2 separate regions of the Homo sapiens genome follow, and region 2 is linked to region 1. Evidence: chromatin contacts called from ENCODE Hi-C data. All regions are on one chromosome and are shown on one strand. Each heading gives the region's core, a stretch centred on a gene start or an enhancer-like site at or near the end of the contact. The rest is flanking DNA. Distances are from core to core; before and after follow the strand shown.

What was found. Hi-C counts contacts between places; a loop is a spot of excess contacts on that map. Pooled maps may share reads with other maps.
Region 2: a loop to region 1 is called in a pooled map, with 5 times the contacts of the local background. The contact joins two enhancer-like sites. A Hi-C loop is called at or near these places in 1 of 168 maps with a recorded cell type or tissue (left colon) and 6 of 50 pooled maps.

Annotation. Positions count from the first base shown.
Region 1 is chr15:99,075,304-99,078,128 of GRCh38, forward strand. No RefSeq gene overlaps it. Among named protein-coding and RNA genes, the nearest start is that of SYNM, 28 kb to the right of the region's middle. Within about 2 kb of position 1,533, at least 12 of the 41 ENCODE cell types and tissues checked have a DNase peak (open chromatin) inside an H3K27ac peak, as active enhancers do.
Region 2 is chr15:98,547,069-98,549,795 of GRCh38, forward strand. No RefSeq gene overlaps it. Among named protein-coding and RNA genes, the nearest start is that of IGF1R, 100 kb to the right of the region's middle. Within about 2 kb of position 1,468, at least 28 of the 41 ENCODE cell types and tissues checked have a DNase peak (open chromatin) inside an H3K27ac peak, as active enhancers do.

The DNA.
Region 1 (2,825 bases), core at 283-2,782:
CCTAGGATTTTCCACACTTATTTGGCATTGGAGCCCTTTTCTACCAAATTGCCTTTATTAACATCCCAAGGAACTTGAATTCTGTGGAACATACTTTGACAAAGTTATTGGATTTCCATCCAATCCACTGAAGGCCTTAATAGAGAAAAAAAAGGGCTGAGTAAGCAAAAATTCACTCTCTGGTCTTTGAGCTGGGTCATCAGCTTCACTCTCTGGTCTTTGAGCTGGGTCATCAGCTTCACTCTCTGGTCTTTGAGCTGGGTCATCAGCTTCACTCTCTGGTCTTTGAGCTGGGTCATCAGCTTCACTCTCTGGTCTTTGAGCTGGGTCATCAGCTTCACTCTCTGGTCTTTGAGCTGGGTCATCAGTCCTTTGCCTTTGGAATTGGACTTGAACTGGAACTTACATTATTGCCTCTCCTGGTCTCAGGTCTTTGGCCTCAAGACTGGAACAATACCATCAGCTTTCTTGTGTGTCCAGCTTGCCAACAGCAGATCTGGGGACTTCTCAGCCTCCATTATCATGTGAGTTGCTTCTTCATCATATATGATATATCCTGTTGCTTCTGGTTCTCGGAGAACCCTAACTGATACAAATTTTGGCTGAGATTTTTGATGGGATGGTCCGCAGGGCCTCATGGCTCACAGGCTGCTTTATAGATGAATAGCTACAAAGGAAATCTCGAATCCTTCACATTAATTACCTGCCCTGGGATACAGACACTATCTGTCTCCTCATGGAGTCAGAGTTCTTGGTTCTCAGAAACATATAATTTGTATATTCATTAAAAACACTATTTATACATTCTGATGGGAAAAAGTCCAAATAATAGAAACACTGACAGTAATTACACTTAGTTTTGGAGCTAATTTTATTGAAAAATTGTCCTTAAATTGTTTCTTGACTTTGCCCTTAATCATGACGTGTTAAACACTCACAGGAAATCAGCATATGGCTCTTTAATGAACCAGCAGTGCATGACCAAGAAGTGTGGAGGTTGGTGTTTATTTTGAGATCAAAGGGAGAAAAATGAAGCCCAGAGGTATTTGTTTTCAGAAAAAAAAATCACACTCTTGTGTGTGAGGGTGACGGGAATCTTCTTAATTTAAGTTTTCTCCTGACTGTCCTATTTACTCCCACCACTAATCTGAATCTATAAATAGGGTTTAAATATTGCCCCTCTGGCTGTTTACTACACAGTCAATTATTTACTTTTAATTAAGAGATTTCCAAAGAGCATCCTTCCATTTCACCCTTGCAGCCAAACAACAGAGGGTGTGGCCTTTCCACAAAGAATGACTTTCTGTAACTCACATCCAAGAAAAGACACTGAAACAGGAAGAGACTAAGGAGCAGCTCCTCTCTGACTTGAAGGAAAGTCAGGCTTAATGATGATAATTTTTTCCCCCAGAACTTAAAAAAAAGCTGTATGCTCACTACGTGATGCAGGATGAGGCCCGAATCTGGCACAATTCCTGGTCCCAGGTCTGTTCCGTTCGATCCTTGGTTGCTTCCTGCTTGCCTCCGTCCTTCACCTCCCCAAGAGTTCGGCAAAACCCTGGTTGTCGAAATGCTGTAGTGTGGATAACACGCCATCTAGTGGTTAACAGGACAATTGCAAAAATAGCTTCACAGGTCATATGTCAAACTATTCCAAAATTGGGCTTCAGACCTCAGTTATCTATGCCACTGGTCCTCAGGGTTTGCTTCACATGAAAATCACCTGAGGAGCCTTTAAAAATCTGATGTCCAGGCCGTACCCCATCACAATTAAATCAGAATCTCTGGATGTAGGGCCCAGACATCAGCGTTTTTAAAAATCCCCAGGTGATTCCAAAGGGCAGCCAAGCTTGAGAACTGGTGACCTTTGCAACCAAAACAATGGATTAAAAGGTAGAAACACTTTATGCAGTGATTATAAATCACATGTATCATAAAAAACATTTCCTGTATAAAGCATATATAGAGGTTGCTTTTTTCCTTCTTCTTCATACTTGGATTTTATTGATTTTGTTTAGACAGGGTCTCACTCTGTCCCCCAGGCTGGAGTGCAGTGGTGAGATCTCGGCTCACTGCAACCTCTGCTTCCTGGGTCCAAGCGATTCTTGTGCCTCAGCCTCCCGAGTAACTGGGACTACAGGCGTGTGCCACCACGCTCGGCTAATTTTTGTATTTTTAGTACAGATGGGGTTTTGCCATGTTGGCCAGGCTGTCTTGAACTCCTGACCTCAAGTGATCCACCTACCTCAGCCTCCCAAAGTATTGGGATTACAGGCATGAGCCACCATGCCTGGCTTACAGTAGTACTTTAACATTGCTTTTTCAACTTAATATGTTATGGATATCTCATATAGTCAATACGCTAGATCTAACTCATTTTCTTTTTAAAAAACTTTTATTTTAGGTTCAGGGGTATATGCGCAGGTTTGTTATATAGGTAAACTCATGTTATGGAGGTTTGACGTACAGACTATTTTGTCACCCCAGTATGAAGCGTAGTTCCCAATAGTTATTTTTTTCTGATCTTCTTCCTCCTTCCTCCCTCCACCCTTAGGTGGTCCTCAGTGTCTGTTCTCTTTTTTGTGTCCATGTCTTCTCATCGTTGGACTCCCACTTATAAGTGAGAACATGCAGTATTTGGTTTTCTATTCCTGTGTTAGTTTGCTAAGGATAATGGCCTCCAGCTCCATCCATGTTTCTGCAAATGGCATGATCTTGTTCTTTTTTATGGCTGTATGGTATTTCATGGTGTATATGTACCATATCTTCTTTATAAAGTCTACTATTGATGGGCATTTAGGTTGATTCCATGTTTTTGCTATTGT
Region 2 (2,727 bases), core at 218-2,717, 530 kb before region 1:
TTGTGGCAAGGATATGCAGTTTTTAAATAGATTAAATTTTCAAGAGCTTGCCTCTGAAACCTGGTCAGAATGTATTTACAACTCACCTGGTGAGATGATGCGTATCTTAAGCTGGAATTCTCTTTCGTTAGGTCTTGCTTAATTGAATCAAGCAAAGTCATTTTGGGATCGTCCCAAAAGAAACCCTTTTATCTCAAGGCAAATGTGTTTTAACAAGGCCCTAAGGTGAATAAAAGCTAGGTTTCCACTCACCGGAGCTCTCTGCTCCTCCTTTCAAAAGCCTACCACTCTACTTCATTTGTTTTTCTTTTAAGTGAGGAAATTGCTTATGGAGTTAACTGTTGCCAGTGAAAGCAACAAGTTGCCTCTCCCCTCCTCTACTCTTAAGAAACACCTTGTTTCCCTCCCTCTCTTCCTTCCTTCTTTTAAAATAAATAAGTTATGCATAGCTGGAGCGTGCATGCAATGCTCAGGCGTGGTCCTGGTATAGCCAATAGCGTCATATTCAGCCCTGTTTAATTCCCACTGTCTTGGGTCTAGAATTTAGGCTTTTGAGAAATCTTTATTGAATTAATGAAAACTCAAAGACCACGATTCTGCATTCCCCCAAATCCTGAAGTGCAGTAGGAGCCCATGCAGGGCTTGGGACGGGCTTTTTGCCTCAGCAGCCAGGACAGCCTCTGCATCCGTGACCACCTCCCCGCCCCCCTCGCATTCCCCCCCATCCCCTGGTGATATCCTTCTAGCGCAGGCTCGTGCTCTGGAGGCGGGGTGGGGCCGGGATTCTGCAGCTGTAACCAACTCCCCCGCTGGGGGCATGGGGCTGGTCCCTGGGGCGCACAGAGAAGTTGTGACAGATAATTGACGTGATCGGGAGGGGCGTCCAGGCAGACCTCATGTGACTTCTAAAACCAACCCACAAATCTGAAGCGTGGCTTGCGTGGTCAGCCGCCTGCCTGGCACCCGGTGAACAGTTTCTCCCGGACTCTCTGCATCTAGCCCCAAAGAATCTAAGATTCTTTGTCTAGAAAAGTGCCCTGGTCTTCCCTGGCACCCTTCGCGGTGGGTTTCCTTGACTCCGCATAAACTCCCGTTCCAGCCCAAATCAGAGGCGGTCGCAGCAGCCGTTCCTCGTCTCCATCAGCATCCGCGTTGCCATTTCCCCGTCCTGAGCTGTTGCTCATATCAAATGTCACTCGGGGATGACTAAGAGCCGATGTTGATGAGGAGCCTTCAGCGTTACGGTAAAGGAGCTCGTGCAAACTTAGACCCCAGTCATCTGACGGTCACGTGGGCGGGCGTCGCGGCCCAGGCCCCCGCCTCCTCCGTCCTCCGCGATTCGGACATGACACGGTCCTCCGCGAAGGGCAGGCGTTACATAAACCCGGCGAGCTCACACCGTGCGGCGGGGAGCAGCGCGAACGCTCGACCCGGACACCTCCCTTCCAGGTCCCGTTCCGTAGGCGGGGCCGCTCCCGAGGCACAAGGAGGCCTGCGCGGCGCCCGAGGTGTCCGGATCCCAAAACAGGACCCCAGGAGTTTCTCACACTCAGGACTGGCCCCTAGTTGTCAATCCAGAAAAGGCATCCTCCGTCCTAGATCCAGCCTGTATTTCACGGAAAGCGTTTCCTCCCCCATCCCCAAAGCCGGCAGGGGTGGGGCGGAGAGGGGAGGCCCGGGGAGACTGACTCTATTATATAAACTTGTAATTGGCTCCGGTTCCTGCGGCTCGGGCGGCACTGCAGGACGTTTCCAACCAGATGGGTTGTGAGGCCCCGCGGCTTCCTCCTCTTCTTCCCTCCCCCTCCGCGCCCGTCCCCTGGCCAGCCAAGCCCCACCCTTCTGCCTTCCCAAGGCTACCAGAATTTCCCTGTCTTTCCAGTCCTCCCCTGCACAGGAGATGGCACCCAGAAAAGAAATGCATGATGATTTGAAAATGGTATTCCATTGTTAAACGAATGTATTCCCAGTCTGCTAGTCCTGGCTCCAGCTGACTCTTAGAATCAATCACCTCAGTAACTCAAATGTTCCAAGCTGGGAATCAGTCATCTCAGACCGGCATTCTCAAATGAGCTGGGCGTAGGGGGGTTGTCAAAACTCAGAGCGCTGAGCCCGACGCCCAGAATTATGTTCGATCGCTCTAGATTGGGCCCCAGAAATGTGTATTTCTTTCTTTCTTTTTAGAGGCAGGGTCTCCTTCTGTCGCCCAGGCTGGAGTCCAGTGGTGGAGTCATGGCTCACTGCAGCCTCCACCTCCTGGGCTCAAGCCATCCTCCTGCCTCGGCCTCCCTCATTATAGACATGAGCCACCACACCCAGCGAGGAAGGTGCATTTCTACAAGTTATCAAGTGATGCTGATGCTGTGGAATAGTATACACAGGAGCAGGGTGGTGGTTTATATAATTCTCCTTCCATTAAAAAGGTTTGCAAAACAAATTAATAGTGTGAACAGAATGTCAGGAAGACCAGCCTCCTCTCAGGGATTCTCTGGCAGTTTAGAAGTGAGAGGTGACAGCGTGCTGGCAGCCCTCACAGCCCTTGCTCGCTCTCGGCGCCTCCTCGGCCTTGGTGCCCACTCTGGCCACGCTTGAGGAGCCCTTCAGCCCGCCGCTGCACTGTGGGAGCCCCTTTCTGGGCTGGCCAAGGTCAGAGCCGGCTCCCTCAGCTTGCGGGGAGGTTTGGAGGGGGAGGCGCAGGCGGGAACCGGGGCTGCGGGAGGTGCTTGC